Regions from separate parts of the Homo sapiens genome. Here region 2 is linked to region 1. Evidence: read pairs that join two places in POLR2A ChIA-PET (ENCODE). Cell type or tissue: GM12878. All regions are shown on one strand. Links, peaks and the distances in the headings refer to the core of each region. The heading gives the core; the rest is flanking DNA. Region 1 overlaps FBXW11 (F-box and WD repeat domain containing 11). Region 2 overlaps NPM1 (nucleophosmin 1).

Region 1 (16,283 bases), core at 4,698-7,197:
TTAATATAGTCTGATTTATTACATTGTTCTTTGTGGTTAGCAGTTGTGTATTGTTTAAAAAAGTTTTGCCTATTCCCAGGTCTTGAGGATGTCCTATGGCTTCTTCTAAAAGCTTTACTGCTTTGTCTTTTACACTTAGATCTTCAGTCTATCTAGAATGGATTTTTTTTTGTATTTCTTTGTATGCATGTGAGAGGGTAGGGCCCAAAATATGTTAAGAATATCTAGTTGATAGAGTCTTTTATTTAAAAGACCATTCTTTTCCCACTGCACTGAAGTGTGTAGCTAATATTTATCAATAGATATTTATTATACCTCTGTACTTAAGTAGTATGCTGGGAATTATTCTAAGTGCTAAGGATACAGATTGAATAATACAACCAAATATCTCTGCCTTATGGAAGTTAAATTTGACTAAAGGAGCCTCTATTAGTCTGTTCTCACACTGCTATAAAGAAATACCTGAGATTGGGTAATTGATAAGGAAATGGGGTTTAATTGGCTCATGGTTCTGCAGGCTATATAGGAAGCATGGCAGCGTCTGCTTGGCTTCAATTATGGCAGAAGGCGAAGGGGAAGCGGGCACTTCGTGTGGCCGGAGCAGGAGGAAGAGAGAGTGGTGAGGTGCTACTTTTAAACAATCAGGTCTCGTGAGAACTCACTCACTCATGCCACGACAGCACCAAGGGGGTTGGTGTTAAACCATGAGAAACCGCTCCCATGATTCAGTCACCTCCCACCAGGCCTCACCTTCAACAATGGGGATTACAATTTGACAAGAGGTTTGGGTGGGGACACAGATGCAAACTGTGTCAGAGCCCTGCTTGGGTGCCAGGATTATCTCTTAAAATTTTCTCACTTACTCTGCCAGGGAGGCCCTGTTTTCACCTCAGTTTTGTGGATGAGGACATAGGCACAGAGAGGTCAAGTGGAATACAGCACTGCTGGACCTTTCAGTAAGAGTTTCTGTTTCCCTAGACCACAGCATATATATCTGGGGTCTTGGTGTGAATCTTTTACTTACTTTTAAAGTTTAACTTCAAAATCACTTTTCCTTGCTGTTAAAAAGATACGTGTGTACTTTAAGGAAAATTTAGGTAGGATAAGTAAGCAAAAATCAAATAAAAATTACAGAGATAATATTGTAAGCACATGGTTGCTTTTGTAAATAGTAAAATAAATTTTATTTGTAAAGATGAGATTGTACAGATATATTGTGACTTGCTTTTTTCCCACTTAAAATAGTTTAGGCCTTTTCCCCTATCATTGTTCTTCTAAAATAGTGTTTCCCTGACTTTGGGCAGTTTGAGTACAAACCTCACAATTTTTGACATGTCTGCACACCATTTGTTCTTTTACCTGCTGACCATGTTTTAAAAATCTACTTTGTAAAGTAAATCAGAAAAGGGAACTGTAATCACTACATGACTGGAAAATCAGTGGTGCTTACTGGCGTAGATTAGTGTAAAAGTAAATACCATTAAAAAACCCCAACCTGGGCAACATACTGAGATCTTGTCTCCATAAAAGAAAAATAAAAAAATTAGCCAGGCACGGTGGCATGCACCTGTGGTCCCAGCTACTTGGGAGGCTGAGGCTGGAAGATTGCTTGAGCTCAGGAGACTGAGGCTGTAGTGAACCATGATCATGCCACTGCACTATAGCCTGAGTGACAGGACAAGACTTTGTCTCAAACAAAATAAAACAAAACGAAAAACCAAAAACCCATATGACGTTTTAGCCAGATACTGTTTTTTTTGTTTGTTTGTTTGTTTGTTTTTTACAGAAAATTGAACAGTAGCCTGGCTCTTTTTGTTAAAAACAGGTGATGGCAGATATTAGAGAGGTGTGAAAATATCTTTTGATGAAATTAGAATTGAAAGCAAACTGAAAAGGTAGTAACTTTTAGTATGGGATTTATTATACTCTGCTAACCTTTAGCAGGGTTTTTCAGGGGTTTTCAATGTAAGAAATGAAATTTATGTTTATACCTAGTGTGTGTGTGGTAATTTTTATATATATGCATGTGATGCAGGATGTTTTCTGTGCTGCTTCGCCAGCTGGAGACTTTGCAGCTGGCAGTGCCCCTGCCCAGGGCCGCGCTCCGCCCTGGGCTTGCTGTTGGAGGTATCTTGCCCACTTGGCCTGGTGGGCTGCTCTTAGCGCCCTGGCCCTGATCCCGCACTCAGTCTGTGCCGGGGCCAGGCGTGCTGTAGCCTGCTTCTGCCTTGGGCACCGGCATCTAGACAAGGGGGAATGCGGTGGCACTTGAAACTTTTGGAGACACCAGCATCCGCGTGACCCCAAAGAGGGTGTTACAGCATGTCGCAACTCTGGCTCTGGGAGTGGCGAGGTCTGGGGCCCCAGAAGGGTTGTAGCTCTTCTCTCCTCTCTGCAGCACTACCAATCAGCGGGGGTGGGGGGGTGGGACGTGTTTCAGCCCACTTATGTTACAGCTCATTTAATCCTGTCGCCCTGCTCTGGCCCACGGCTCCTGGGCTGGCCTGGCCCCGTGGCTGCTTCCTGTCATGCGGGGCTGCTGCCTGGCACCGGCAGAGGGTGGAGGGCTACAGTATTACAGCGTTTTACCTACCCATGTTCGGTAGGTCCTGAGTTCTTGTCCCGCATCCAAGAAGAATGAGGTTATGCTCACAACCAGAGGGTGAGCAGGGCGGAAAGTTTTATTGAGCGACAAAACAGTTCTCAGCGGAGAGGGCACTCAAAATGGGCATAGTCCCCCAGTGTGGCTGAGTTCAGGGTTTTTAATAGTCACAGAATGGGAGAGGTGCGGGCAGTAAGTAGCATTGGAAAAGGCAATGTTTGATTAAAAGGCATTATCCAGAAAGAAACAATTGGGAAAGAGCTGGCAAACAGGAATAGAAATTCTCACTCTGGGTCGTGGGCTTCATCCAGAACCAGCAGCCTTGTCTTCAGGCTTCAGGCTGTTTTTAGCTTGAAGGTGGGGTTTTGGCTGGGTGCAGTGGCTCATTCCTGTAATCCCAGCACTTTGGGAGGCCGATGTGGGTGGATCACGAGGTCAGGAGTTCAAGACCAGCCTGGCCAACATGGTGAAACTCCATCTCTACTAAAAATACAAAAATAGTTGGGTGTCGTGGCGGGTGCCTGTAGTCCCAGCTACTCGGGAGGCTGAGGCAGGGAATTGCTTGAACCCAGGAGGCGGAGGTTGCAGTGAGCTGAGATCGTGCCACAGCACTCCAGCCTGGGCAACAGAGCAAGACTCTGTCTCAAAAAAAAAAAAAAAAAAAAAAAAAAAAAAAAAAGGTGGGGTTTCACCGCGGACCCTCCCCTGTCTGCCTAGGATTTTGTCTGCCTTCTGCTGCTATCACGTGTGTATGTGTTATGTCTGTATAGTCAGGAAAATTGCCGCCATTTTTAATTGTAAGATATTGATTATAAGAAACATCTCTATTTCAGAGACGTTAAAATGTGAAAAAAAAAAATACATCTTAGAATTGATGAAGTAGAGGATATAATATGTGCTCTATTCTATTTCAGTTTTAAAAAAAATGCTGGTTATCCCTTAAATTGATATTTTAAACTATAATGGATTGCAGTCTCCAGTTGGAAAAACATGGACTTAAAATTTAAAAATATGAATCTTAATTTCTGCTTTACTTAAAAATCAGTAAAGATGAATTTTAAATGAAAATGTACAAGGTAAAATAAAACCTAGGTGTGGAAGAATATCTTTATGACGTTAGAAGAAAAAAGATTTCTTGAGCAAGATGACAGCATAAATAAGAAAGGAAACAATTGACAAATTAAACTTCATTAAACTTTATTACTTCTGTTTATCAAAAGACACCATTAAGAGAATGAAAAGTTAAGCCACAGATTGAGAGAAGACCTTTGTAATAATATATTTGAGAAAGGAGTTCATTCTAGAATATATATAGAATTTCTAGAAATCAGTAAGAAAAAGTCTAACTAAAAATTGATTAAAAGCTTTGTTATCCAGGCTGGGTGTGGTGACTCAGCCTGTAATCCCAGCACTTTGGGAGGCTGAGGCGGGCAGATCATTTGAGGCCAGGAGTTCGAGACTAGCCTGGCCAACATGACGAAACCCCATCTCTATTAAAAATACAAAATTAGCCGGGCATGGTGGTGCACGCCTGTAGTCCCAGCTACATGGGAGGCTGAGGCACGAGTATTGCTTGAACCGCGGAGGCAGAGGTTGCAGTGAGCTGGGATTGTGCCACTGCACTCTAGCCTGGGCAGCAGAGCATGACTCTGTCACACACACACACGCACACACACACACACGCACACACACGATTGGTGATGACAAAAAGAAGAAAAACATTCGTCCACATTCATTCTTTAAGGTATTTTTGGTATCATTTCTTGTCGTATAATGTCAATAACAATGAAATACTTGTTACAAATTTGAGTGGAACTACAGTTTAGATTAATTAGAAGAGAACTTACTGTATTATAATAATCCATATAACAAATTTCAACCAAACTCCTAATGGATTTAAAATTTATTAGTGGTTTACATTTTTATGAGATGGCAGAAAGAAAATAACTGGTATATTCCTATATTTTAGTGTTTGTCCGGAGAGGGGAGAAGATTTCCAGTCAAGCTGTTTGATGGTGGTTGTGTTAATGTATGAGCACATATGGCCTTCTTCCTTCTGAATTGCCTTGTTTGTTTGAGAGATAGGAACTGCTATTTTAGACAAATTTATCTCTTCTTTTTCAAAATGAATACTTCTGGCTTTCTAGTGATTTTAATTCCCAGCAATGTGTTGGCAAGATTTGGGTTTTAGGGGCCTACGTGTAGGTAACAAGAACAATGAAAAGCTGTTTGGTTTGCCTTTACCAGTCATTGTTCTATGTATTTATCTTTGGAATTTATAGCAAGTAATAATTGGCGGAATATATTTAGATTTTTCTACTTGGCCTAATCTTAAATATGTAATAATCTGTTCCTGATTTCTAACTATATTTGGAATTTTCTTCTGTGACCTATATCAGTTTTTACAAAATGCTCCATGGAAAATTGAGAATAATATGTAGTCTCTTATTGGGTAGAAAGTTTGAGATATATCTAGTAAATCAAGCCCCTCCCTCCCTCCCTCCCTCCCTCCCTTGTTTGTTTGTTTCCAACTTTTCCCCTTTATGTACTGTTGCTTGGTGTGGTGACTTACCTGTAATCCCAGTGACTTGGGAAGCTGAGACAGGAGGATCACTTGAGCCTGGGAGTTTGAGATCAGCTTGAGCAACATAGCAAGACCCTGTCTCTGAAAAATTTTAAAAAATTAGTTGGGTGTTATGATGTGAACCTGTAGTCCTAGCTACTCAGGAGGCTAAGGTGGGAAGATTGCTTGAGCCCAGGAGTTCGAGGTTGTAGTGAGCTATGATCATGCCTCTGTACTTCAGCCTGGGTGACAAAGTGGAACCCTGACTCTTAAAAAGCACTCTTCTTTTTGAATCTTGCTTTTCAGAGATTTAAAATGTAAATATTGCTCTCCTTGCAATAAAGACCCTTGCTTTCCTTTTAATTTGAATTTTTCTATGTTTTTGCTCATTTCTTTTAGGCTTTTTTATATGAATTTGTTATTTTGCTTACCTTTGTGTGTAGGGGATCTTCTCAATTCAGCTTTGTTTTATTAAAACATTCTGCTTGCAGTCTATTAAATTGATTTCATAGGCCAAAACCAGCAGTTGGAAAACACCTAAGACACATTTTTCTGTGTGGAAAGTACATTGATTTCTGAGTAGAACAGGCTTAGGTCTGAATCCTGTGTCTCTCATTTACTAGCTGTGTGACTCTTAACTGTTAATTACTTAATGCAGAATTTGCAGCATTTTTAAAGCAGGAAATTGATTCCTCATATAATTCTCAAAGTAGAGAGTTTTCCAATTGAAATATATTCTGTGTCAGTTCGTGGCTCCTATGTTAAACATATATCACTGCTAAGAGCCTGTTGTACCTATACATAAACTAAATGAAACTGGAGGCTAGGTCATTGGAACCAGCCTACCACTTCCGTTGATTGGTATGAAAGAGAGAAGGGGGAATGTACAGAAGAGATTCTAGGATTATTGAAATGCTCTGAAGAAAGAATGAATTCTAAGTGGTAGCTGAGATTCCATAGCAGACACAGTATTGCTGTACTAAATTACCCAGTTGATGAAAACATCTTGACAAGTTTTCAAGTCACAATATTGTGGGATTTTTTTGTTTGTTTGTTTTAGAATGATGATGCAATGGGGTCCACTTTCTCAGGTTTTGTTTGGTTTTATATAGAATTCAGTTTCAGAAATGTAATTTACATCTCGGCTACCTAGAATGCATTCGTTTCCCAGGGCGAAGACTTTTTGCATTGGGGTCGCCATGTTCATGAAAATGCACAGATAAAAAGGAAAGTTACTTTTGCTAATCTGTTTATCATATTAAAAAAACACACTATATGTATTTTCAGTTATTTTTTATTTTGTTTATTAGTATTATTGCTTTTTTATAGAGATGAAGCTTGCTCTGTTGCCCGGGCTGGAGTGCATTGGCATGATCTTAGCTTATTGAAGCCTCAAACTTCTGAGATCCTCTTGCCTTGGCCTCCTGAATAGTTACGAGGCTTGGCTTATTTTTAAATTTTTTTAAGAGATAGAGTCTCACTGTGTTGTGCAGGATGGTCTCAAACTCCTCGCCTCAGGCAGTCCTCCTCCCTCGGCCTCCAAAGTGCTGGGATTTACAGGAGTAAATCCACTGTGCCCAGCCCTTCAGGGTTTTTTTTTTTTTTTTTTAAATAGCGGTGTGGAATTTGATTATGCTTCCCATCCTCCTTCACCGAACATATCTGTGATCAGTTGGCATGAAGTTTCCAAATCTGACTCTGAGGATAATGGAGACCTGACTAAATGAACTAACCAGACACCATCCAAACCAGTCATCCCTAGAATGGAAGCTTACGCTACTTCCACTTATGTTCAGAATTCAGTTTATGAAGACAGAGTAACTGTGCCTGTGTTTTCTCTTCTTTTCTTTTTTTTTGTTTTTTGAGACAGAGTCTCGCTCTGTTGCCCAGACTGGAGTGCAGTGGTGCGATCTTCGCTCACTGCAACCTCTGCCTCCTGGGTTCAAGAGATTCTTCTGCCTCAGCCTCCCAAGTAGCAAGTAGCTGAGACTACAGGCATGTGCCACCATGCCTGGCTAATTTTTGTATTTTTAGTAGAGATGGGGTTTCACCATGTTGGCCAGGATGGTCTCGAACTCCTGGCTTCAAGTGATCCGCCCACTTCAGCCTCCCAAAGTGCTGGGATTACAGGCATGAGCCACTGCGCCCAGCCTGTGTTTTCTTTGTGATGGTGGGAAGAGTGTCTTTGAAACAAGATTAGGATCTTCATTGTGCTGCAAATAGCTATAATATATATGCAGTCTAACTGGGAAGGTAGTGTCTTACAGAGTCTAGCTTTGAATCTTGGTACTTTTTGATGTGTAACCCAAGGCAAGTTGTGTAACATTTCTGAGCTATGGTTCCCCCAATGTGTAAAACAGGATATAGGTGCTATCATACAAGGTCATCATTAAAGGTAATTTATATAAAGTTTCTATCACAATGCCTGACCATCATAGGCAATCATTAAATAACAATTATTTTCTCTATTCTTCTTTGGAGCTACTTGATAAGGTATATAGTTGGTCATGTTTTTAATATCCAGTGAATGACTGGTTTCATAATTTTTCCTTGTAAAAGACACCCAGGAACAGGCGTTAGAGTATTGTGGTATTTGGTAGTTATGAAATATCACATATTGGGATGGAGTCTGTCATGATACCATCAGTGCAGCTTCCTTACTTAGGTTGGTGCTACCACATGGGCTGCATCATTTTGCCATAGCAATGATTTTTGAGCAGAGATAGATCAGAATTACTTGGAGAACTTGAAAGGAAAACGTATGCCTAGGCTCCATCTGCTCCATGATCAGCTGTATATATATGGCTTCCTGTTATTTATAGTCCTCATTCATGCCCCAAGTCCATGGACCTCTAGTAAAGAACCACTGATAACCATGGTTTTCCAAATATGAATTTAATGGCAAGCAGGACGTAGCCCTGAATTTAGATATCAACATACTTCGTGAATTACCCTACCATGGCGAGGTCAGGATGTATGTGAATAGCATCACAGACTGTCACACGGGCCAAGGAAAGATGGCTAAGGAGAAAGAAGGGCCAGGCCTGAGATGGTAGTGCCTTAGTATATTCTCCCACGGTGTCAAGTTTAGGAGCCCACATCCCTAGAGCACTGGTTTTCAAGTGGAGAGAGTGATTTAGCCCCCTTCCCTGGGACATTTGGCGATCTGGAGACATTTTTGATTCTCACAGTTCAGAGGGTGTGGAATGCTCCTGGCACAGGCACTGGCCAAGGATGCTGCTAACCTTCTATAATGCACACAGCAGCCCCACAACAAAGAAATATCCATCTCAAAATGGTAATAGTACTAAAATTGATCTGCCTGAGAGTCTAGCTTCTTCTTCCTAGGTTATATCTTTGATTGGTAGTAGTATCAGAATAATAGGAGGGTCTGCATTGTAATCTATTTACGTGTGATGCTCCTTGGTAGACATAAGAGGAAGGAAATGATGAGAAGGGTAGAAAGTAAACTGGTTGGTATTTCAAATAACTTTTCCTTCTCATAAGTGTTGGAGACTTAAAGAGGATTTCAACTCTCAGATTGGCCATGGTTTCACATGAGAGTTTGGATATAGGAAATGACCTTTCTTTTCTCTTGGGAAGCTCATTGTTTTTTCTTACCTCACCCTTGAACCTGTGACCTTTTGTCTCTTGCCTTTAAGGAATAAAATTCAAAGTGATTAAAAAAATTATAGCTTCCATAAGAGAATTTTCTATTTTTGCCATCACCACTTATTCCTGCGACCCTGTGTACGGATTGAGTATCCCTTATCTGCTTGGGACCAAAAGTGTTTCTGATTTTGGAAATGTACAGATTTTAGAATATCTGTATTATACTTTTGGAATTAGGATTTTTGCATGTGGGATGCTCAACCTGTAGCAGGCTGAGAAAGATGATGGGGAATAGGAGAGGACTGTATTGTATTTAACAAAGTGGGTGTTTCCTTTGTCTCCCAAAAGTATTTGGTGAAGAGAGAGGAAGGAATTACGCCAGGCTGTTGCTCTAGTCCAGTGTTTGCCAATATGTGCTGAGCTATTATTAATAGATATTATTATAAAATGGGGGCTGTCCATGTCCAACAAACTTGGGAAAGTTGGATTAAATGAATTTAACCTAATTTTAAAATAATAGTATATTATAGAACCTTTTGTATCTTAATGGAGTGTATTGTAACTTCTGAGAGACATATATATAAAATATATCTCTGAATTGAATATATATATTTACACACACACACACACACACACACACACACACAGAGTGAGTCTAGAGTGCAAGGATGTGTATAGCATTTCTCTAATTTCTAAACCTAATTAGACTCTTGGATGCTTTTTTCTCCAGACATCTTTTGCATTGCCTGGAATCCTCTGGATCCTCTGGTCAGTGTAACTTGAGAGCAGCATTTTCCCTTTGGTGTCTTCTGAAACCTTTATAAAAGAAGTGGAAAAGTATGTAGGATGGGAGAACTATTGCAGCCCCCATGGTTTTATTAAAAACAATTTTATTAAATTGTATGTCTAGCCTTCTTTATGAAGCCTTAAGGCAATAGCTGCTATTTTCTTCAGGGGGTTGTTTCCTTATCAACCATATAAGTAAACATCATTTCTCTGTTTTGGAATAAATGAAGAGTGAAATTTTCTCACTGTGAAGAGTTGTTTCATGTATAGTGTACAGGGAAGTCTGACATTTCTTGTGTTTCCATCTTAAGTAAAGAAAATATTAAGGTGGTTTAGGTCACAATAGCTCTGGAGGATTCTGGCTCCTATATTTCAAAAGCTTTTAGTTTAAAACATATATACATCTCTTGGCTGGGTGCAGTGGCTCATGCCTGTAATCCCAACACTGTGGGAGGCTGAGGCGGGCAGATCACGAGTTCAAGAGATCGAGACCATCCTGGCCAACATGGTGAAACCCTGTCTCTACTAAAAATACAAAAATTAGCTGGGCATGGTGGTGTGTGCCCGTAGTCCCAGCTACTTGGGAGGCTGAGGCGGGAGAATCGCTTGAAGCCGGGAGGTGGAAGTTGCAGTGATTTGAGATCACACCGTTGCACTCCAGCCTGGCGACAGAGCAAGACTCCGTATTTAAAAAACAAAACAAAACAAAAAAACCCCACAAAAAACAGAAAACAAAACAAAACCATATATACATCCCTCATATGTTTCCTCTGCAGTACCTGGAGACATGGGGTGGGGACTGACTTCCCATCTCTCTTCCACTTAATTCCTCATTCCTTTCCGTGCTCCACCTTTCATGTTTCCAGCCATTTGTTCTCCTTACCACTCTTAGAACCCAGACATTGTGGCCTTGCAAGACGGCTTTGTAACTACCAAACTCAGGGGATGCTGTACTGAGTCACTGCTCCCCCTTTCTTTATTCCCCTGAGGAAACCTGCTTGCTTTAAACTCTTAGGTCCCTTCAAGATAGCAATGAAAAGATTACATGGAGAGACCTCCATAAATACTACCTTTGTTTCCTTGTTCTTCATCCCATTCAGAATTACTTACTGCTTTCACCACTCCAGTCCTGTTTTGGACTCTTGGACACACTGCCTTCCTCTCTAGCTCATGGTTGATTTTCACATAGAGCCCCACCCTCCTGTCCCTCTCCCTCATTGTGGACCTTGATGCTGTGGGGTTTATAAGATTTTACTGAGAAAGTCAGGTTTTCCCCATAGGCGGCCATCTGGAGCATCCTGTCAAAATCTCTGAAATTAGAAAAGCATAAGAAGATAACACAGGGGAAAAGTAGCATCTTTTTTTTTTTTTTTCTCATTTTTTTTTTAAATTATACTTTAAGTTCTAGGGTACATGTGCACAATGTGCAGGTTTGTTACATATGTATACATGTGCCATGTTGGTATGCTCCACCCATTAACTCGTCATTTACATTAGGTATATCTCCTAATGCTATCCCCCCACCTCCCCCCACCCCACGACAGGCCCCAGTGTGTGATGTTCCCCTTCCTGTGTCTCCAGTGTTCTCATTGTTCAATTCCTACCTATGAGTGAGAACATGCAGTGTTTGTTTTTTTGTCCTTGCGATAGTTTGCTGAGAATGATGGTTTCCAGCTTCATCCATGTCCCTACAAAGGACATGAACTCATCCTTCTTTATGGCTGCATAGTATTCCGTGGTGTGTATGTGCCACATTTTCTTAATCTAGTCTATCATTGATGGACATTTGGGTTGGTTCCAAGTCTTTGCTGTTGTGAATAATGCCACAGTGAAAAGTAGCATCTTCAAATCGGAGAGTGAAGTAATGTTTTTTGGAATACCCATTATGCACTAAGCATTGTGTAGGGCAGTCTCCATCCCCACAACAACTCTGTGTGTTTGTATTTGTTCCCATGGTAAAAGAACTTGCTCAGGCTCACACACACACACACACACACACACACACACACACACAGAATGAGTGACCAAATCAGGAATCCAACTTCTCTTTGGCTTCAAAGCCTTTGACTTTCCTACTCCATCATACTGCATTCCTGATCAGAGCCAGTTTTGTGACCTGTAGAGCAGCTAGTGTTCAGTGGTGATTCTTACATCATTACCTACATTGGTATTTTCAAATGGATTGTTTGGAAATACTGTATAAATAGTCCAAACATTTTAGGACTTGTAGAACATAAAGGAAAAATAGGGAAAATTTGAGAGAGGCTTATTCCCTAAAGACAACAAACAGGATCTTGTAAAACACTGATACCTTAAATAGATCTATAATATCCTTTTGAATAATACTATGAGACAAATGTTGTTTAAATTTTATACCCCAGTCTTATAATTTTAGGTTTTGGAAGGAATTTAGAGAGACTGCTATCCATAAATGAGTTGTTACTCTTTTCAGAGCACAACTAGCCCACTTCCCCTTCTCATTAAGTTTCCATTTAGCCATTAGGTGGGAGCTTCAAAAGGGAAAATCCAATCATGTATAATCTCTAGTTAATGGGCATCTATTGAGCGACTGGATCACCAGAAAGAATAATTACACAGTACCTCTTTGTGCAGTAAGCACAAAAATCAAAAGCTAATGCATTCCCAAGGCAAGCCAGATTGTTACTGGCTAACAGCATCCTCCTCTTCAGGGAGAAGGTTGGGGCACCCGCTATGCTTGCTAGCAGAGATTGCAAAGCCATTCCAGAAAAACAAGGCTATCAGGGGAGGAAAGACGAAGGCAGGGGGGCTTCCAAGGCTTTGCTACTTCTAATTGCGGATTCCTTGGGGTGCATTACTGAATAGCAGACCTTCTAGTAAATGTTTTGTGCAATCATCGGAAACCTCATGGGTCTTTGGAATTTCTTGTCACAAGTACAAAAACAGTGATGACGGAGGTTGAGCCTCAGCCTTACTCCCACAATTTAGCCTTTTTTTCTAAGCACACCCAACCTTTGTAAATAATGACTTTATGCTTGCTTTTGTCTAACCACTAACTTTATCGATTTATGAAAGATGAGCACATCTCCCTTGACCCAAAATGGCATGTGTTAGCCACAAAGCCAAATAGTTCTTGGGTTTGTATTGGTACACTCTAGTTTGGGTTTTCAAAATTATTTATTGTAGTTATTTAGGATTTGCAAAACTTGGTATAATTCAAATAACCTGTTTTTCCCCCCCTAGAACACTTCAGTTATGGAAGATCAAAATGAAGATGAGTCCCCAAAGAAAAATACTCTTTGGCAGGTAGGAATGACGGCGCACAGATTAGATAGCAACTGACTTACTGTAGATAGGATGCTCCCTCAGTTAATGTCCTCAGTGGAATCAAGAGCCAAGCATTTTGTTTTCTTTTGTGCAGTTTTGCTAGTTTCAGAATCCACCCTAATTTATCTTCATTCCATAGGGAATTGTCATTACAAATATGCTAAATAATTTTGGAGTTTCCACAAAGATTCTGAAGTTGGCTGTAGCCTAAAATGTTCTGTCTGTGGCCTCTGCCTAAGCCAAAGATGGACAGTGATGGCATCCTTTGTCACCAGAATGGCACCATGCCACACACCAGTGTATACATGGATGACCTTTTCTCCTTTTGCTCTCAACCTTTACTCTTCTCTCCCATTTCCATTGGTTTGCCTTTTCCTTTTAAGCTTGTCTCCTTCTCCCTTGGCTCTAGTTTAAGGTTTGCCAGTTTTCTTCCCAATTTCCCAGGTTGTGTGTGTGTGTGTGTGTGTGTGTGTGTGTGTGTGTGTGTGTGTGTGTGTGTGTGTATGTGTGTGTGGTTGGGGGTTTGGGGAGCAAGCAAAGTTTCACGATTTGGTGGTTTATCAACCATGCTGGTACACATGGCTTTCCCCTTCATGAAGACAGGATTAAAAGCAAAACAAATCTAAATCTGAAGATAATAATGTAAAAATAAATTCTCTGGGTTCATTTGATTTGAAACTGAAAAGATAGATTAGTTAGCAGGAACAAAGTGCATCCAACACATTTAAGAGGAAATGAAGCAAAGAAAAACAATGCTAGGAAGAGCTTGCTGGGCTGAGCACGTGGCTGGAAATAGCATATTGAAAATGTGCTATAGAATAGTGCACATGCTGTTATTTTCTTCTTAACACTGTGTACAGACTGAGTTTTGTACCCTCCACGTTTATTATTTTGCAGTGGGATGCTCTTCATTTACTATGATTTTTCAATTGGCAGTGGTTCTTCACACTTTAGCTTTCAGTTTTTCTTTCATTTATCTTTCAGTCAACTAGTTAATAGTTATACAAACACTCTAGGGAGGCCAGATGATTAGGAACTTATCTGTAAATAAAATAACACTTTTGTTTATCAAATGAATTAATGGCTGTGAAAGTACTTTGTAAATTATAAAGCAGTACACAAATGCAAGTTGTTATCATTATATTTAACCTGTTATGAACCATTATTTTGGCAAGTTATTTGGAATCAAATATAGAAATAAAGGGGGAAGGAAAGCATACATAGTTTTTTTTCTTAAGATAAGGCACTTTTGAGATTTTGATGTATATCCTTTACTCTGTCATGGTGTGTTCCCCTTGTCATGAATTACTGTGATCATAATGTTTTATAAAATCCTGGATCTTGCCTTTTGTTTCTTGATATTATTTCATAAGCATGTTCTGTTGCTATAAAAATATTACTTTTTTTTTTTTTTGACGCAGTCTTGCTGTGCACCCCAGGCTGGAGTGCAGTGGTGCAATCTCAGCTCACTGCACCCTCCGCCTCCCAGGTTCAAGCATTTCTCCTGCCTCAGCCTCCTGAGTAGCTGGGATTACAGGCGCCCACCACTATGCCTGGCTAATTCTTTTTGTATTTTTAGTAGAGACAGGGTTTCACCATGTTGGCCAGAGTGGTCTCGAACTCCTGACCTTAAGTGATCCAGCCAACTTGGCCTCCCAAAGTGCTGGGATTACAGGCATGAGCCACCATGCCTGGCCAAAATCTTACTTTATATGCTAGTTTTAGTGGCTTACATTATAGCTCTTAATGGTGATGAGTTAGAATTTGTTTTAAATAGTTGCCTGTAATTGGGCAGTTATTTCTAACTTTTCCTTGTTATATTGTGGTGGACATTCTTATGCTTAAAGCAACTTAGATGCCCCTTATTCTTGCCAATATTCATCACAGCAAAGACTTTTCATCTCTGTTTTGAACTCTTATTTTTTGGATCTGTTAAGACTCAAATGTCTTAGTAAAAGCAAAATTTCAAAATCCTTGTTCAATGCTTCCCCCTGGTGGTACCTGGTGTCAGTGAGCTTTTCCTCACCCAAGATACAAGGGAAGAAACATTCCTCGACAGTGGGGCGCTAGGATAAATTGAGTGGAAGATAGATGCCTTCCCATCTCATACCTCTAAATATGGACATAAGAACTTCAGACAAGATTTTGTGTGAAGGAAAACTGAAGACTCCTTTGGATATTTATAAAGGATGTTTTCTCTGGGATGGATTTAGTCCACTTTAAGTTAGGGGACATACTGATAGTGAAAGCTCTTGGTTCATTCCATGTAAGACTCCTGAGATAAGTTCCTAACGGAATTAATAGGTATTTGTAATTCAGCTCTTCAGTTCTTAGAATTATCTTTTGTGTTATTTTTTCTGGTATTATGTATGAGGAGGCTGTCAGAATAGTGGTCAATAGATAGCTTGACAAATGTTTGACAAAAGTATTGAGGTTATTTTGTTTTTAGACAGGGAGGTTACTGCACTTCATAGTAGTTGTGGTTTGAGTCTAGTGATTGAGATTATTTTTAATGTTACTGTCCAGATGCAGTGTATGTAGTTTCAGTTTTAAAAAATATGTACTGATTTTATGTAAGGACTTGTAGGAAGATTTGATGAGAAATGCATTGTTAGTATAAGAGTCTGTGAGTTGTCCATAAACCACCTACGTAAGATGCAGAGCTTTTCAGGTATACATGGTTTATTTACCTTGGGTCACTTTCTGAGAAGGTAATCAAAAGAAGGATGGGAAAGTCTAAACCGTTCTGCCAGATTAGTAGCCCTGGGAAAGTATGGAGGAGATTGAAACTGTTGGGTAAAATGAAGCTTTTTGGATTGAATTGCTTTCAGGTTTCAACACAACACAGCTTATCTTTGTTATATAGACCTGTGGTTCTCAACATGTGGTCCCTAAAGTGTAGTCTCTGGACGGGTGGCATCAGCATTGCTGGGAAACTTGTTAGAAATAGAAATTCATGGGCTCCACTCCAGACTAATAAAACCGAAACCTCTAGGGTGGGACCCAGCAATCTGTGTGTTTAACAATCCCTCCTGTTATTCTGATGCTAGCTCAAGTTTGAGAACCATTAGCATAAATGTATGTAGCATTAACTTTGAACTTTGAGGAAGTAAAACAAACTGTTAATAATCAGTTGCCACTTTGCCAAGTTGAGCAGTTTCTCTAAGATGGTTATCTCCAGCATTAGCTATCTTTGGAGATGATAATTCATATATATCCCGTGTATAGAGATACCCAGTATATACCTTTGGAGCATCATTTTGTAGTAAGCATTGGAAAATGATAATTTAAGGTGCCTTTTAGAAATAGCTACAATTTTGGCATTTCCTGTAGTGACTAATTTGAGGACACAGACCCTGAATACATTTTTAATTCCTGAATGAATTAGTAAAGGAATGAGTTTGGCTTTAGGGT
Region 2 (16,283 bases), core at 13,000-15,499, 530 kb after region 1:
TCCTGCCTCCGCCTCTTGAGTAGGTGGGATTACAGGTACATGCCACCATGCCCAGCTAAATTTAGTATTTTTAGTAGAGACAGAGTTTTGCCATGTTGCCTCCCAAAGTGCTGGGATTATAGGCATGAACTACCACGCCCAGCCAGAGATCTTATCATCAGGTTCAAACAAATATACATTGTCGTTGCTTGCATCATGCATCTCTATGTCAAAAACAGGAAGCATTTAGTTTTGATAATCTCTGTAACAGCAATTCAAGTTCAAGTTATTAAACATTTACTATTTATTCCAGAAATTTCATTCTGACACTTGAGAACACTTTCAATTCTAGAGCAAAAAAATACTTCTGGTAGGCTGGGCAAGGTGGCTCGTGCCTGTAATCCTAGCACTTTGGGAGGAAAAGATGGGAGGACTGCTTGAGGCCAGGAGTTCAAGACCAACCTGGCCAAAAATACTTTTTATAAAAAGAAAATACTTCTTGTAGAAGTGCTGGTTCAGTAATTTAATAGCTACAAGACTTTGTAGCTACAAGCCTTTGTTATAAAGTACAGAAGACTACTGCAACTTAATCATTAAATTTATCATCACTTTCCTTGGCAGTAGTTGAAGAATGCATCTCTTATGCTGCTTAGCTGTTAGTACATGCTGGTTATTTATGTCTGACTTTCCACTATTTTCAATATTAAATAAACAGTTGCATAACGCGGAGTTTCAAAATAATTTATGATTAATCAATGTTTAGTATTCCAAATAAACTCCCAAAACTCACACTTTAAACTTTAGGATTCAAATGTAGAGAAAAAACAGAACAGCAACCAAAGACTGAACCTGATCATCTTATAGCCCATCACTACAACTTTCACAAAGCTAAACTCAAAATTAACCATTATCAGGGTTTTACGAACCCGAAAACTAAAAATTGAAGTGCAATTAAATAATTGAAGTGCAAAATACTATGGCAGAAAAAAAACCAGCTAATTGCCAAATTTTCCTAATTTTTTGAAAAAAGCTGACCACAGGAAACCTAAAGACCATTAAATGCAGCATCCGTTCTCCACACGATACCTAACATCCCTATTTAACCACTTTTACATTGTCCTTACACTTATGAGTCAACTGTAAATAAGAGCAAAAATAAATGCATAATCTTTATGTTGACTAAGACTTTCACATGTACTAACTGTAAAATCTAACAGCTAACTCAAGCTTATGTATCTGGTAGTAGCCACAATTTAGTGTCTTGCTTCCAGATTTCATGTTAGGATGATTTTGGCATAATGTATTTCCCATAAGATCTAGGAAAAAAAAAAAAAAGATCTCTACCAACTCCCAAAAAAGCCAAGACCAGACTGCCCCAAGCAGTCAAATGGAACAGCAAGGAAAACCACAGCAATTTCCTTAACCAACATAGTACCAAAAAAGTAAAACTGAATTCAATAACCAAGAAATAATTTACCAACTATAGGAAATCTGGGAAAAATATACTAAAGTTATCATCTCAGACTGCCAACTGTATTCTTCATGCATTTCATTAAATACATGAGTTTTCAGGTATTTCATTAAATGAAATATTATCTGTGGTTAGGAACTTTTTAAAAAGAGCCAACACTTAAAAAGGGTAAAGGCAGAATCATAATAAATCACAAAAAAACTTGGATTTAATCATGTCCCCAGAAAATCCAGTTACCTCTTGGTCAGTCATCCGGAAGCAATTCTTCACATAATTGATGAATTTGGCTTCCACTTTGGGAAGAGAACCACCCTATTAAGACAAAAGCATTATTACAGGTAAGTAGAGAAATACACCGAGAGAGATACCTTTAGAAAATTCCTCAATAATCTGCATGCTACTACATGGATCAGTTTATTCTTTTTCCCTTCAACTTTCCAAGAATACTCCGTATCTTTTTCAGGGCCAGAAAGCCCTATTGGGCAGCATGGCTAGTATCTCTATTCAAACAGATTTGCCAAAGGGTCAAATCTTCCCTGACAACCTCTCTAGGAACATAAAATATAAGCTACACTTGAGATTCGACAAACAAACATGGCAACTCGGTTGCTTATCTAAATTATCTAACAAGTCGGTTATCACCCAGAACCAAATACAACCCATAACATCCCTTTGGAGAACCATGTCAAGTGACCCAAACTGTTCTTTAAAAACAAACAAACAAAACCCCACAAAACACTTGCTGACCACAAACTGGTTCAGAACAACAATGATCTGGTCATCAGTTAAAGATATATAAAGTTGAATGGGGAAAAAATTACAGTAATTACATTTCACTAATCACTCTTACCATTTCCTTCAAATTATGGATACAGGCAAGAAACTACAATAGGGGAAAAAATTACAGTAATTACACTTCTCTAATCACTCTCACCATTTCCTTCAAATTACGGATATAGGCAAGAAACTACAACAGTATTGGCAAGACCTGTGACTTTGTAACCAAAATTTCAAAACATTACTATTGCAAATATCTTGAAATGTTTGTATTTATCACTACTTTGGAATTTAAAGCATTGAATATATTTGTTTTTACTAAATTTAATTAATACCTTTCCCTCTAAGTATCTTTTATGCATTTTTAAAAGATTGAAAAGGTTTTCAAATGTCCAAGGGACTTTGGCAGAATCAGGTATAGCATTAAGAAACTTAACTGCCTCCAATAACCTAGTAAAATAAACCTCACAATTTCCATTTCAAAATTATTGTCACATACATTCTTAATTGATGCATTCAAATATTTATTGAGCAGCTAAGGAGATACAAAGGCGATTTAAAACATTGTCAGGTGAGGCAAATGCACAAGTAATAGAAAGCAAAGGGCAAGGTTCACTGAATCACAGCAGTCAGAAGAAAGTGCTTTAGGGAACCAAGAGATTGTTTCCAGCCTGAAGAGGCATGGGTGGCAAATCAGAAAAGGGGATTGAGATTAAAATAGAAGACTTCAGTCTGGATTGTTGATGACACTCAGTATGGACTATATTTGTCTCTCCTTTTCCTTTCTCCCCATCTTTGGGCTTAATTTACATGTAGTGCCCAGGACTGTTCAATGCGCCTGCAATTAAACCAAGGAGATAGGACCATATTAAAATGGAGGGGAGGGGCATCTAAAAGATGTCATTTTAGCATTGTATCCAAGGGACAAAAATCAGTGATAACCAGGAAGGCTAAAGGGTTTACAGTGTGACTAAAAGAAATATGTTCCAGTTCTAAAATTCTTTTTCCAGTGGACTTATCACTGTACAAGGAATCTACTGAAGCCACGAAAAATCTATAGATTACAAGAAAAACATGGGGAAATGAGTTGGCAATTTTTCACCACCCCACATTTGCTCTCAATAGTTGGAGTCTAAAAGTATTATTCATAGAATTAAAGCTTCTCTCAAATGTGCTTCCAAGGCATTTAAACCATTTATTCCATATCCTACTCAAATCCCCCAGTCAAGCAGATGAGAGACCTAACCCTCTTCCCACATTTCCATTATTTAAGACAAAAGGAAACTAGATTTAAGCCTATTAGTCATTCACGAAATCTAGCTATTACTACATGTATTAACTGGTGACAACTTGGTGTAAAGGGCAAAGAGAAATGTCTCAATCTGCTGAAAATCACTTCTGACTAGGGTCAATCATGAATATTAACTATAATACCAAGCAACAGCCAGCATCTACTTTTCCAGCTGTTTGTAATTTTAATGAAGTCTCATACGCCCTCTGTTGGTTCTCTAGCATATCTTACAACCAGAATAGGCAAAGGGTTTTCACTGATCTATTTTAACATGGAAGGTCAGAATGTTATCTTGCAACCAGTGCACTACGTTCCTTGCATAATGGAAAATAAGGCATATTTAATTTTGCATATGCAAAAATCACCACAGACACGATTATAAATGTTTTATAAGAAATTTTTGAAAAAATTCATACCACGAACCAGGCAAGTATATTAAACCAAAACAAACAAAAAAACAAGAAACATTCAAGTCTATGCAAACCAGACACGTGCAATTTGAGGGGGGAGACAAAGTTTTTTTAAGATAACTTTACTCACTTTTTCTATACTTGCTTGCATTTTTGCTTTAATGTCTTCTACAGAACTAGGTCCTTTTGGTGTTTTAGGAGTTTTTTCCTGTTTCTTGAAGGATTCTTGTCCCTGAAAAAGAAATGAATTTCCAAAAGGTCATAAGAATAAATACAATTCCTAATTAAAACCCATTCTATCTGGATTTCCTCAAATATTCTCACAAAACTCCCTTATAAAGCTAATTATACAACTGGAATTATCATCAATAAATTCACGCCATATAATTTTGTTCTTAAAATCTTTCCTTTAAGGAAGGAATAAGATGATTAGCTAGGCATGGTGGTGCATGCCTGTAATCCCAGCTACTCAGGAGGCTAAGGCAGGAGGATTGCTTAAGCCCAGCAGCTGGAGGCTGTAGTGAGCTATGATCATACCACTGTACTTCAACCTGGGCAAGAGTAGGCCACCCATCTCTTTAAATAAAAAAAAAAAGAGTAACTTGGGAGTTTGCTTTTATGCACAGTACTAAGTCAGTTCAAAAAAGGAAATCAGGGCAGACAGAGTCTCGTTCACTCAGTGCTCAATGGTGCCCAGGCTGGAGTGCAGTGGCGTGATCTCGGCTCACTACAACCTACACCTCCCAGCCGCCTGCCTTGGCCTCCCAAAGTGCCGAGATTGCAGCCTCTGCCCGGCCGCCACCCCGTCTGGGAAGTGAGGAGTGTCTCTGCCTGGCCGCCCATCGTCTGGAATGTGAGGAGCCCCTCTGCCTGGCTGCCCAGTCTGGAAAGTGAGGAGCGTCTCCGCCCGGCCGCCATCCCATCTAGGAAGTGAGGAGCGCCTCTTCCCAGCCGCCATCACATCTAGGAAGTGAGGAGCGTCTCTGCCCGGCCGCCCATCGTCTGAGATGTGGGGAGCGCCTCTGCCCCGCCGCCCCATCTGGGATGTGAGGAGCGCCTCTGCCCGGCCGAGACCCCGTCTGGGAGGTGAGGAGCGTCTCTGCCTGGCCGCCCCGTCTGAGAAGTGAGGAGACCCTCTGCCTGGCAACCACCCCGTCTGAGAAGTGAGGAGCCCCTCCGCCCGGCAGCTGCCCCGTCTGAGAAGTGAGGAGCCTCTCCGCCCGGCAGCCACCCCATCTGGGAAGTGAGGAGCATCTCCGCCCAGCAGCCACCCCGTCCGGGAGGGAGGTGGGGGGGGGTCAACCCCCCGCCCGGCCAGCCGCCCTATCTGGGAGGGAGGTGGGGGGTCAGCCCCCCCGACCGGCCAGCCGTGCCATCCGGGAGGGAGGTGGGGGGGTCAGCCCCCCACCTGGCCAGCCGTGCCGTCCGGGAGGGAGGTGGGGGGGTCAGCCCCCCGCCCGGCCAGCCGCCCCGTCCGGGAGGTGAGGGTTGCCTCTGCCCGGCCGCCCCTACTGGGAAGTGAGGAGCCCCTCAGCCCGGCCAGCCACCCCGTCCGGGAGATGGGGGGGTCAGCCCCCCCACCCGGCCAGCCGCCCCGTCCGGGAGGGAGGTGGGGGGGTAAGCCCCCCGCCTGGCCGGCCGCCCCGTCCGGGAGGGAGGTGGGGGGGTCAGCCCTCCGCCCGGCCAGCCGCCCCGTCTGGGAGGTGAGGGGCGCCTCTGCCCGGCCGCCCCTACTGGGAAGTGAGGAGCCCCTCTGCCCGGCCAGCCGCCCCGTCCGGGAGGGAGGTGGGGGGGTCAGCCCCCCGCCCGGCCGGCCGCCCTGTCCGGGAGGGAGGTGGGGGGGTCAGCCCCCCGCCTGGCCAGCCGCCCCGTCCGGGAGGGAGGTGGGGGGGGTCAGCCCCCCTGCCCGGCCAGCCGCCCCGTCCGGGAGGTGAGGGGCGCCTCTGCCCAGCCGCCCCTACTGGGAAGTGAGGAGCCCCTCTGCCCGGCCACCACCCCGTCTGGGAGGTGTGCCCAACAGCTCATTGAGAACGGGCCAGGATGACGATGGCAGCTTTGTGGAATAGAAAGGCAGGAAAGGTGGGGAAAAGATTGAGAAATCGGATGGTTGCCGTGTCTGTGTAGAAAGAAGTAGACATGGGAGACTTTTCATTTTGTTCTGCACTAAGAAAAATTCCTCTGCCTTGGGATCCTGTTGATCTGTGACCTTACCCCCAACCCTGTGCTCTCTGAAACATGTGCTGTGTCCACTCAGGGTTAAATGGATTAAGGGCGGTGCAAGATGTGCTTTGTTAAACAGATGCTTGAAGGCAGCATGCTCGTTAAGAGTCATCACCAATCCCTAATCTCAAGTAATCAGGTACACAAACACTGCGGAAGGCCGCAGGGTCCTCTGCCTAGGAAAACCAGAGACCTTTGTTCACTTGTTTATCTGCTGACCTTCCCTCCACTATTGTCCCATGACCCTGCCAAATCCCCCTCTGTGAGAAACACCCAAGAATTATCAATAAAAAAATAAATTAAAAAAAAAATAAAAATAAAAAATAAATAAATAAATAAATAAAATGAAAAAAAAAAAAAAGAACTACCTGAGATTGGGTAATTTATGAAGAAAAGAGGTTTAATTGACTTACAGTGCTGTAGGCTGTATAGGAAGCATGGCTAGGAGGCCACAGGAAATTTACAATCATGGCAGAAGGCAAAGGGGAAGCAAGGCACATCTTACATGGCAGCAGAAGAGAGAGAGCACAAAGGGGGAGGTGCTACACACTTTCAAACAACCAGATCTCATGAGAATTCACTATCAACAGAACAGCAAGAGGGAAATCTACCCCATGATCCAATTACCTCCCACCAGGCCCCTCTTCCAACACGTGGGGATTACAATTTGAGATGAGATGTGGGTGGGGACACAAAGCCAGACCATATCAGGTATTAGGTTGATTCCATGTCTTTGCTATTGTGAATAGTGCTGCAGTGAATATTTGTGTGCATGTATCTTTATGGTAGAATGATTTATATTCCTTTGGGAATGTAATGGGATTGCTGGGTCAAATGGTAGTTCTGTTTTTAGCTCTTTGAGGAATCGCCACTCTGCTTTCCACAATGGTTGAACTAATTTACACTCCCACCAAGAGTGTGTAAGCATTCCCTTTTTTCTGCAACCTTGCCAGCAGCTGTTGTTTTTTGAGTTTTTAATAATAGCTATTCTGACTGGTGTGAGATGGTATCTCATTGTGGTTTCGATTTGCATTTCTCTAATCAGTGATATTGAGCTGTTTTTCATATGCTTTTTGGCCACTTGTATGTCTTTTGAAAAGTGTCTGTTTATGTCCTTTGCCCACTTTTTAGTGGGGTTGTTTGTATGGAGGTTCATCATTAGTTACATTTAGTCAATAGATTATATGTGTTGTAGAATATGAAATTTATTCGTTTAAATTGTAAATAAACTATTTCATCAGGTTAAAAAAAAAAAAAAAAGGAAATCAGAAAATCCCTAAGAATAAAGCAAGAAAGTCACTGTAGTCTGATGCCTGGCGCCCACCCCAGACCATTTTTATGACAATCTCCATAAGTAGAGCACAAGTACTGGGGTTCCTTTAAACTTTTTTTCCTTTAAATTCCATTTTCTGCAGGGAAGTGGGTAGGGTCAGGAATGAGATCAATACACCCTGTCTAGGCCCAAATGTTCTACTTCAAGCTAACATGCAGCCAAGGTTGAGAACTTCTACTCTATGCAGACATACCTTTCAACAAAGATTCCTTACAGGAAACAACTATTGACTTCACAATCACAAAAAATTCAGGCCAGGCGTGGTGGCTCACACACTTTGAGAGGCCCAGGAGGGCGGATCACCTGCAGTCAGGGGTTTGAGACCAGCCTGGCCAACATATAGAGTGAAACCCCATCTCTACTCAAAAATACAAAAATACGCTGGGCCTGGTGGCACGCGCATGTAGTCCCAGCTACTTGGGAAGCTGAGGCAGGAGAATCGCTTGAACCCGGGAAGTGAAGGTTGCAGTAAGCCGAGATCACGCAACTCTAACCCAGACTGAGTGACAAAGTGAGGGTCCATCTCTTTCAAAAAAGTCTATTGGCTCCCCCCGCCCCACCACCTTACATTTAGTATGTTTGTGTGTGTGTGTGTACCTACAACACACAACAAGCTGATTTTTTTTTTTGGAGGCGGAGTCTCGCTCTTTTGCCCAAGCTGGAGTGCAGTGGTGCAATCTCACTGCACTCCACCTCCCAGGTTCAAGCAATTCTCCTGTCTCCACCTCCTGAGTAGGTGGAATTACAGGCACATACCACCATGCCTGGCTAATTTTTGTGTTTTTAGTAAAGACAGGGTTTCACGATGTTGGCCGGGCTAGTCTCAAACTCCTGACCTCAGGTGATCCCACCCACCTTGGCCTCCCTCCCAAAGTGCTGGGATTACAGGAGTGAGCCACTGAGCCTGGCTGCAGCAAGCTGATTTTAACTTTTAAACAGCAATTACAGGGGTTCTATAAAGGCCTATCAAATTTCAGACACACTAGATTCTTCCACAGTAGAATCTTTTTCCCCAACTAGATCAATGAGACCCACGTGTAAATGTAGCCACTTACTTTTGATCTTGGTGTTGATGATGGTTTTGAGTCTTTTCCATTCTGATTTGACTTTTGTGCATTTTTGGCTGGAGTATCTCGTATAGACTGCAATTAGAAATTTATCTTAATCACTGTCCCTGACCCCAACAACAGTGCAAACAAAGCTGTCCAAGCCATGTAAGACAAGCAGCAACCACAGGCTTGGCGTGGTGGCTCATGCCTGTAATCCCAGGACTTTGGGAGGCCGAGGCAGGTGGATCACGAGGTCAGGAGTTCGAGACCAGCCTGGCCGACATGGTGGTCTACTAAAAATGCAAAAATTAGCTGGGTGTGGTGGCATGAGTCTGTAATTCCAGCTACTCAGGAGGCTGAGGCAGGAGAATCGCTTCAACCCGGGAGGCAGAAGTTGCAGTGAGCTGAGATCGCGCCACTGTACTCCAGCCCGGGTGACATTGAGACTCCGTCTCAAAAAAAAAAAAAAAAGGAAGGAAAAAGCAGCAACCACTTGGACAAAAGGTTACACAAGACTAACAAACTGGGTGGAGGGCCACATGGATAAAGAAAACAGACCATTCCCCACTCTTAAGTTTTCTGTAATCCTCCTCAGGACTAATTTTCAGTATGAGATGATCTCCCACACCAGCTTCCCTTAACTACAAAACAAGCAAATAGCACTAAAAAATCACCATTTCTATTGTTAGTTTAACAACCTTGTAGCATTGTATCTACTCACTTTCTTCACTGGCGCTTTTTCTTCAGCTTCCTCATCATCAAAATCATCATCATCATCACTACAAATGAAATGTCAAGACATTAAGCACTTTCAAAATTTGGGAGTAGACACAAGAATTGAAAGCAGGACCTTGAAGTGATTATTTGTGCACCCATGTTTATCGAAGCATTGTTCACAACAGCCAAGAGGTGAAAGCAACCCAAGTGTTAAATGACTAAATGAAAATGTATATGTACACACAATGAAAATCCTCTTGCATGCTACATGACTGAACCTTGAACAAAGTGAAATAAGCCAGCCACAAAAGAACAAACACTGTATGATTCTATTCATTAAGTATCTAAAAGTAGTCAAACTCAAAGAAATAGAAGGTATAATTGTGATCGCTAGGGGCTGGGAAATGAAGTTGCTCAATGAGTAGTTTTGCATAAATACACACTATACCACTGTATAATGTATGTATATTTAAGTAATGTATAGTTCTATTAAACTGTACACTCAGAGTGAATTTGTGTTAAAAAAAAAAATTAAAGACCTAAATAGAAACATTCCATGTTCAGATATTGCCAAGATGGAAACACTCCCCGAATATACAGGTTAAATACAATCGTTAGAAGACTCCCCAAGCTGGTTTCTCTGTAGAAACAGATCCTAAAATTTATAAACAAACCCAAGAACTGGCACAGTGTCTCACACCTATAATCCTAACACTTTGGGAGGCTGAGGTGGGAGGATCGTTTTAGTTCAAGACCAGCCTAGGCAACATAATGAGAACCCTCTCTACAAAAAAAATTTTTAATTAGCAGGCGTGGTGGTGTGCGCCTGTAGTCCTAGCTATTTGAAAAGCTAAGGCAGGAGGATCTGCTTGAGACAGTGAACTGTAACTGTGTAATTCTGCCACTGCACTCCAGCCTGGGTGACAGAGCAAGACCCTATCTCAAAAAACAAAAACAAAAAAGACACTTAAGGGACCCAAAGAGGCCAAATGCAATCTGGAAAGGAAGAAAGCTAGAAAACTCACACTTGATTTCAAAAAATCAGCTATAAGACCTACAAAGGGGCCAAGGCACCGTGGCTCACGCTTGTAATCCCGGCACTTTTTAGGAGGCCGAGACGGCCAGATCACCTGAGGTCAGGAGTTTGAGACCAGCCTGGCTAATGGGGAAACCCAGTCTCTACTAAAAATACAAAAATTAGCCGGGCATGGTGGCGGGCGCCTGTAATCCCAGCTACTCAGGAAGCTGAAGCAGGAGGAACCAGGAGGCGGAGGTTGCAGTGAGCCAAGATCACGCCACTGTGCTACAGCCTGGGTGACAGTGAGACTCATTTCAAAAAAATAAATAAATAAAAACCACAGAGGAACAGTGTTGTACTGTTCTTACATGTTAAGGATAGACACATCAACAGAACAGTCCAGAAACAGTGATTTTTTTGTTTTTTGAGGCGGAGTCTCGCTCTGTCGCCAGGCTGGAGTGCAGTGGTGCAATCTCAGATCACTGCAACCTCTGCCTCCCAGGTTCAAGCGAATTCTCCAGCCTCAGCCTCCTGAGTAGCTGGGACTACAGGCACACGCTACCATGCCCAGCTAAAATTTGTATTTTTAGTAGAGACAGGGTTTCACCAAATTGGCCAGGATAGTCTCAATCTCCTGGTCATGATCCGCCTGCCTCAGCCTCTCAAAGTGCCGGGATTACAGGTGTGAGCCACCACACCCAGCCATAAGTGACTCTTTTAAAGGTTGCCAAGATCATTCAATGGGGAAAAAATAGTTTTTGAACAAATCATGTTGGGGCAACTGCTAATCTACATCCAAAGTCTATATTTAGACCCCTCCATTCACACCATACACATAAGTTTACTCAAAATGGAACAAAGCCCTAAATATAAAGGACAAAACTCAGAATTAAGGGGGCAAATTTTCACAACTTTGAATTTAGCAATGATTTCTTAGGATTGACACCAAAGGCACAAGCAACAAAAGAAATCGGACGTCATAAAAATTAAAAACTTGTTCAAAGGCCACCATCATGAAAGTTAAGTAACAATTCACGGAATGGTGGAAGATAATCTGTAAATCTTGTGTCTGATAAGGGACTTGTTTGCAGAATACATAAAGAATTCTTGGGCCCAGTGCAGTGGCTCACGCCTGTAATCCCAGCACTTGTGGGAGGCCGAGGCGGGCCTGACCTCAGGAGTTCAAGACCAGCCTGGCCAACATGGCGAAACCCGGTCTCTATTTAAAATACAGAAAATTAGCCGGGCGTGGTGGGGGGGGTGCCTGTAATCCCAACTACTTGGGAGAGGCAGAAGAATTGCTTGAACAAGGGAGGAGGAGGTTGCAGTGAGCCAAGATCACATCACTGCACTCAAGCCTGGGCAACAGAGACTTGTCAAAAAAAAAAAAAAAAGAATTCTTGCCAGGCACAGTGGCTCACAGCTGTAATCTCAGCAGTTTGGGAGGCAGAGGGAGGTGGATCACTGAAGACAGGAGTTTAAGAACAGCCTGGCCAACATGGCAAAACCCCTTCTCTACTAAAAATACAAAAATCATATCAAAAAGAAAAAAGAAAAAAGAATTCTTACAACTTAGTAAAGACAAAGAGAAGTAAATGGATTTAAGTGGGCAAAAACATTTCTCCAAAGATATATGGCCAATGAATACATGAAAAGATGCTCATTATTAGTCCACAGGGAGACGCAATCAAACCCACAATCAGCACTTCATACCACCAGGATTAGAGTCAGATAATGGCAAGTGAGGGTGTAGTGAAATCAGTAGGTTGGAGTGAAATCAGAAGCCCCATACACTGCTAGTGGGAATACAATGGGTGAGCCACTCTGCTTTAGGTGTACATCCAAGTAAAATGACATGTCTACAAGCGTTCATAGCAGTCAACAAGTAGAAGCAACTCAAATGCTCACCAACTGATGAATAACCAAACATACCCATACAATGTATTCAACCATATAAATAAATGGAGTACTGATAATGCTATAACATGGATGAAACTTGAAAACACTGTGCTAAGAAAACAGTCACAGAAGTCCATTCGTGCAAAATATGAGGGACAGGAAACCTATAGACAAAGTTCATTCGTGGTTGACTAGAGCTGAAGAGCATGAGGGGTAATACCTATAGAGTACGATTTCTCATTGAGGTGATGAAATGTTCTAAAATTGATTATGGTGATGGCTACACAACTATGCATACTAAAACCACTGAACTGCACACTATTTTTTTTTGAGTTTTACTCTTGTTGCCCAATCTGGAATGCAATGGTGCGATCTCGGCTCACTGCAACCTCCGCCTCCCGGGTTCAAGCAATTCTCCTGCCTCAGCCTCCCCAGCAGCTGGGATTGCAAGCGCCCACCATCACACCCAGCTGTATGTTAGCAGAGACGGGGTTTCACCATATTGGCCAGGCTGGTCTTCAACTCCTGACCTCAGGTGATCTGCCCGCATCGACCACCCAAAGTGCTGGGATTACAGGTGTGAACTGTTAATAGGTAAACAATGGAGGGGAGTAATCAAATCGAGTCACTGGAGGGCAAGTCAGGCAGAAGTCTCTATTAGCAAATACCAAGGGGTTCACGTTTAATTCAACAACTGAACGTACTGGTCTCTAAATCCCAATACAGCAACTTCATGTAAGAAACACCTATCTTTCCAATACCGAAGAAATATTTGCTGTATTTAGAAAAAGTATCATAACTTAAAAAGCTGTCACAAATAGCCCTTCAAGTGGCTTTTTAACAGTGATTTTGTCAGTACAAGTTTCTGGCATTAGAACCCAATCCCTGCAGGTGCCTCCCCTGTGCTAGAAACAAGATGAGAATGCTTTTTTTAAACATTTTTTCTTATTTGTTAAAACAAGTCTATTAAACTACTATCAAAATAGCTATCAAAACTACTATCAAAACAGCTTTACTGGCAGGGTGTGGTGGCTCACACCTGTAATCTCAGCACTCTGGGAGGCTGGGGTGGGCAGATCACCTGAGGTCAGGAGTTCAAGACTAGCCTGACCAACATGGCGAAACCCCATCTCTATTAAAAATACAAAAAATTAGCCTGGCATGCTGGCACATGCCTGTAATCCCAGCTACTTGGGAGGCTGAGGCAGGAGAATCACTTGAACCCGGGAGGCAGAAGTTACAGTGAGCCATGATTGCACCACTGCACTCCAGCCTAGCCAACAATGCACTTCAGCCGGGGCAACAGAGACTGTCTCCAAAAAAAAAAAAAAAAATTCAGCTTTACTTAAGAAATTCCCCAAAAATTAAAAAAGACATTTAAGGGCCACATACTATCAACGTATTACATACATCTATGTATAGTATACATCAGCACTATGCACATTACATAGCCTTTCTTGCTTAAATCAAGAGTCATCTGAGCCCACACCATATACCCATTCCATCCTCAAAAAGGAACCAAATTCCCCTTTGATCTGTGTTCAAAAGGTTAGATTTCTAAGTAACTATAACGAACCTTCATGCACCTCTTTGCATTTTCATTGCCATCTATCTATGCTGGGCCCTTGCCATCTCACCACTGAAGTTTCTATTAATATTTGTTTCCCTCAAGGCATCCTTTACTACTATGCAGACCTTAGTACACTTTCTTCAACTTATATGAAAACTTGCGGCGGTGCATGGTGGCTCACGCCTGTAATCCCAGCACTTTGGAGTTCGAGACCAGCTTGGCCAACATGGTGAAACCCCGTCTCTACTAAAAATACAAAACTTAGCCAGGCGTGGTGGCAAGTGCCTGTAATCCAAGCTACTCTGGAGGCCGAGGCAGGAGAATCACTTGAACCTGGAAGGCAGAGGTTGCAGCGAGCAGAGATCATACCATTGCACACCAGCCTGGGGCACAAGAGCGAGACTTGCCGAAAAAAAAAAAATCCCACAAAAAAAACCAGGTACTGATTTGGACCTTGATATCTACACTTTTCATTCCTATCAATGCCCAACTTAAAGACAAACAAAATTACATTGTGGTTACATCATGAATTTATACCCATTTTTCTGAGATGGGAGTCTCCCTCTGTTGCCCAGGATGGAACACGGTGGCGCATTCTTGGCTTGCTGCAACCTCCACCTCCCAGGTTCAAGCAATTCTCCTGACTCAACCTCCTAAGTAACTGGGACCAATAGGCAGGCACCACGATACCCAGCTAATTTTTGTATTTTTAGTAGATACCGGGTTTCACCATGTTGGCCAGGCTGGTCTTGAACTCCTGACCTCAAGTGATCCACCCACCTCAGCCTCCCAAAGTGCTGGGATTACAGGCGTGAGCCACCATGCCTGGCCTAATTATATCAATTTTTAAAAAAGGAAATCTTCCAAAGCCCCAACAGGGTCAATACTACAATCAGGTCCTACTCCAAAGCCTTTCTGGAAGGGATTGCTTGTCCCCGAGCCTCGGTGAATGCTATTAAACACTTATTTTATAAACTTGTACAAAGGTAACTCAAAATCAGACTAAACCAATCCGAACCATACCATCCCTATTTCTAATTTGTGTTTTTAGCCTGTTTCCCATTCTTCTCTTGGAATGTATTTCAATTCTTACTAACGAGAAATATTCTTAAAAGTGATAACCAAACAAGCTGGGCTTGGTTATGCTCCTGTAACCCCACCTGCTTCATAGTCTGAGAGGGGAGGATAGCTTGTGCCCAGAGATTCAAGTCCAGTCTGAGTAGCATGGTAAAACACCATCTCAAGAAAAAAAGTGGCCGGGCACGGTGGCTCATGCCTGTAATCCCAGCACTTTGGGAGGATGAGGTGACCAGATCGCCCGAGGTTAGGAGTTTGAGAATAGCCTAGCCAACGTGGTGAAACCCCATGTCTATTAAAAATACAAAAATTTGGCTGGGCGCAGTGGTTCACATCTGCAATCCCAGCACTTTGGGAGACCGAGGCAGGTAGATCACGAGGTTAGGAGTTCAAGACCAGCCGGACCAACATACTGAAACCCTGTCTCTACTAAATACAAAAATTAGCAGGGCATGGTGCCCCGAGCCTGCAGTCCCAGCTACCCGGGAGGCTGAGGCAGGACAATCGCTTGAACCCAGGAGGCAGAGGTTGTGGTGAGCCGAGATGGCGCCACCGCACTCCAGCCTGAGCAACTGGAGACTCCATCTCAAAAAAAAAAAAAAAAAAAAAGAAAACAAAAACAGCAACAGTCAAATACTACCTTTAAGTTTGCGTTCATTTATAAGTTTGACATGCAAGTACTTTGAATTTTTATTTTTCTTTTGAGATTGGGTCTTGCTATTTTGACCGGGCTGGCCTCAAGAGATCCTCTCATCTTGGCTGGGTGTTAGGATTACGGGTGTGAACCACTGCGCCTGGTCATACTTTGAATTTTTAAGCTTTCGGCTCTTTCGGCCTTTTTCCTGTTTTCTGCCTTCATCGTCATGCTCAAAGATTTTGAAGAACCACCAGCTTAAAACCTAAACTCCCAATTTGATCTTTCATGCAGGTTCTCTTTTAAAGTGCATGTTCTTATATTTGTTTTCAATAAATGCATATGGACCAACCTCAGAACTGAAGGACAAAGCTGAGAGCCAAATCAAAGTATTCAATGCATTACTGGTACTGGCACACATAAGACCAATTATAAACAGTACTTTATACCAGTGTGCGTATTAACTGTTTGTAACAATAGTTTGATCTAGTTTAATATAAAGTCATCAAATATTGTTTCCAACCATATTTTAAATCCCAAGAAAATCTTAATATCCCTTTTAGAATCTTATTTTTGTCAATAAATATCTACATAAAACCATAAGACAAAATCCTTTTAGGGAATAACAAACCTTGAGTAACAACTTGTAAAATGAATATAGAGCTATTTAATCATATTTTCTTTCAACCCAATCTCATTAACTGCTCACCATAAAACATACCAGGCTTGATGGGTATAACACATCCACTAAATCTTCAGAACAAAGGGACATAATCAAACTTCACAAACACTATAGTCTACCCTTCTGAAGAGTCACAAGTCACAGCATTGTAAAGGC

Evidence for each region. Peaks named below come from ENCODE experiments on the same cell type or tissue, not always from the same donor. Only the 100,000 strongest peaks of a DNase experiment are listed, where the experiment ranks them.
Region 2: POLR2A ChIA-PET joins it to region 1 with 6 read pairs; 6 of 35 experiments call an interaction of 5 or more read pairs at or near these places.

Annotation. Positions count from the first base shown.
Region 1 is chr5:171,910,908-171,927,190 of GRCh38, reverse strand. It overlaps FBXW11 (F-box and WD repeat domain containing 11), which reads left to right. Exons shown (of 14, transcript NM_001378974.1): 3 at 12,786-12,848. Among named protein-coding and RNA genes, the nearest start is that of FBXW11, 88 kb to the left of the region's middle. RefSeq lists enhancers at 930-989, 3,664-4,164, 4,165-4,665. In GM12878, for the core only: no CTCF peak of the experiment used is centred there; no DNase peak of the experiment used is centred there; H3K27ac peaks cover 1,030 bases.
Region 2 is chr5:171,393,179-171,409,461 of GRCh38, reverse strand. NPM1 (nucleophosmin 1) reads right to left here. Exons shown (of 11, transcript NM_002520.7): 7 at 9,252-9,309; 8 at 8,537-8,623; 9 at 4,059-4,160; 10 at 1,688-1,762. Among named protein-coding and RNA genes, the nearest start is that of NPM1, 13 kb to the right of the region's middle. RefSeq lists enhancers at 11,650-12,371, 12,372-13,093, 15,296-15,803. In GM12878, for the core only: no CTCF peak of the experiment used is centred there; no DNase peak of the experiment used is centred there; H3K4me3 peaks cover 970 bases.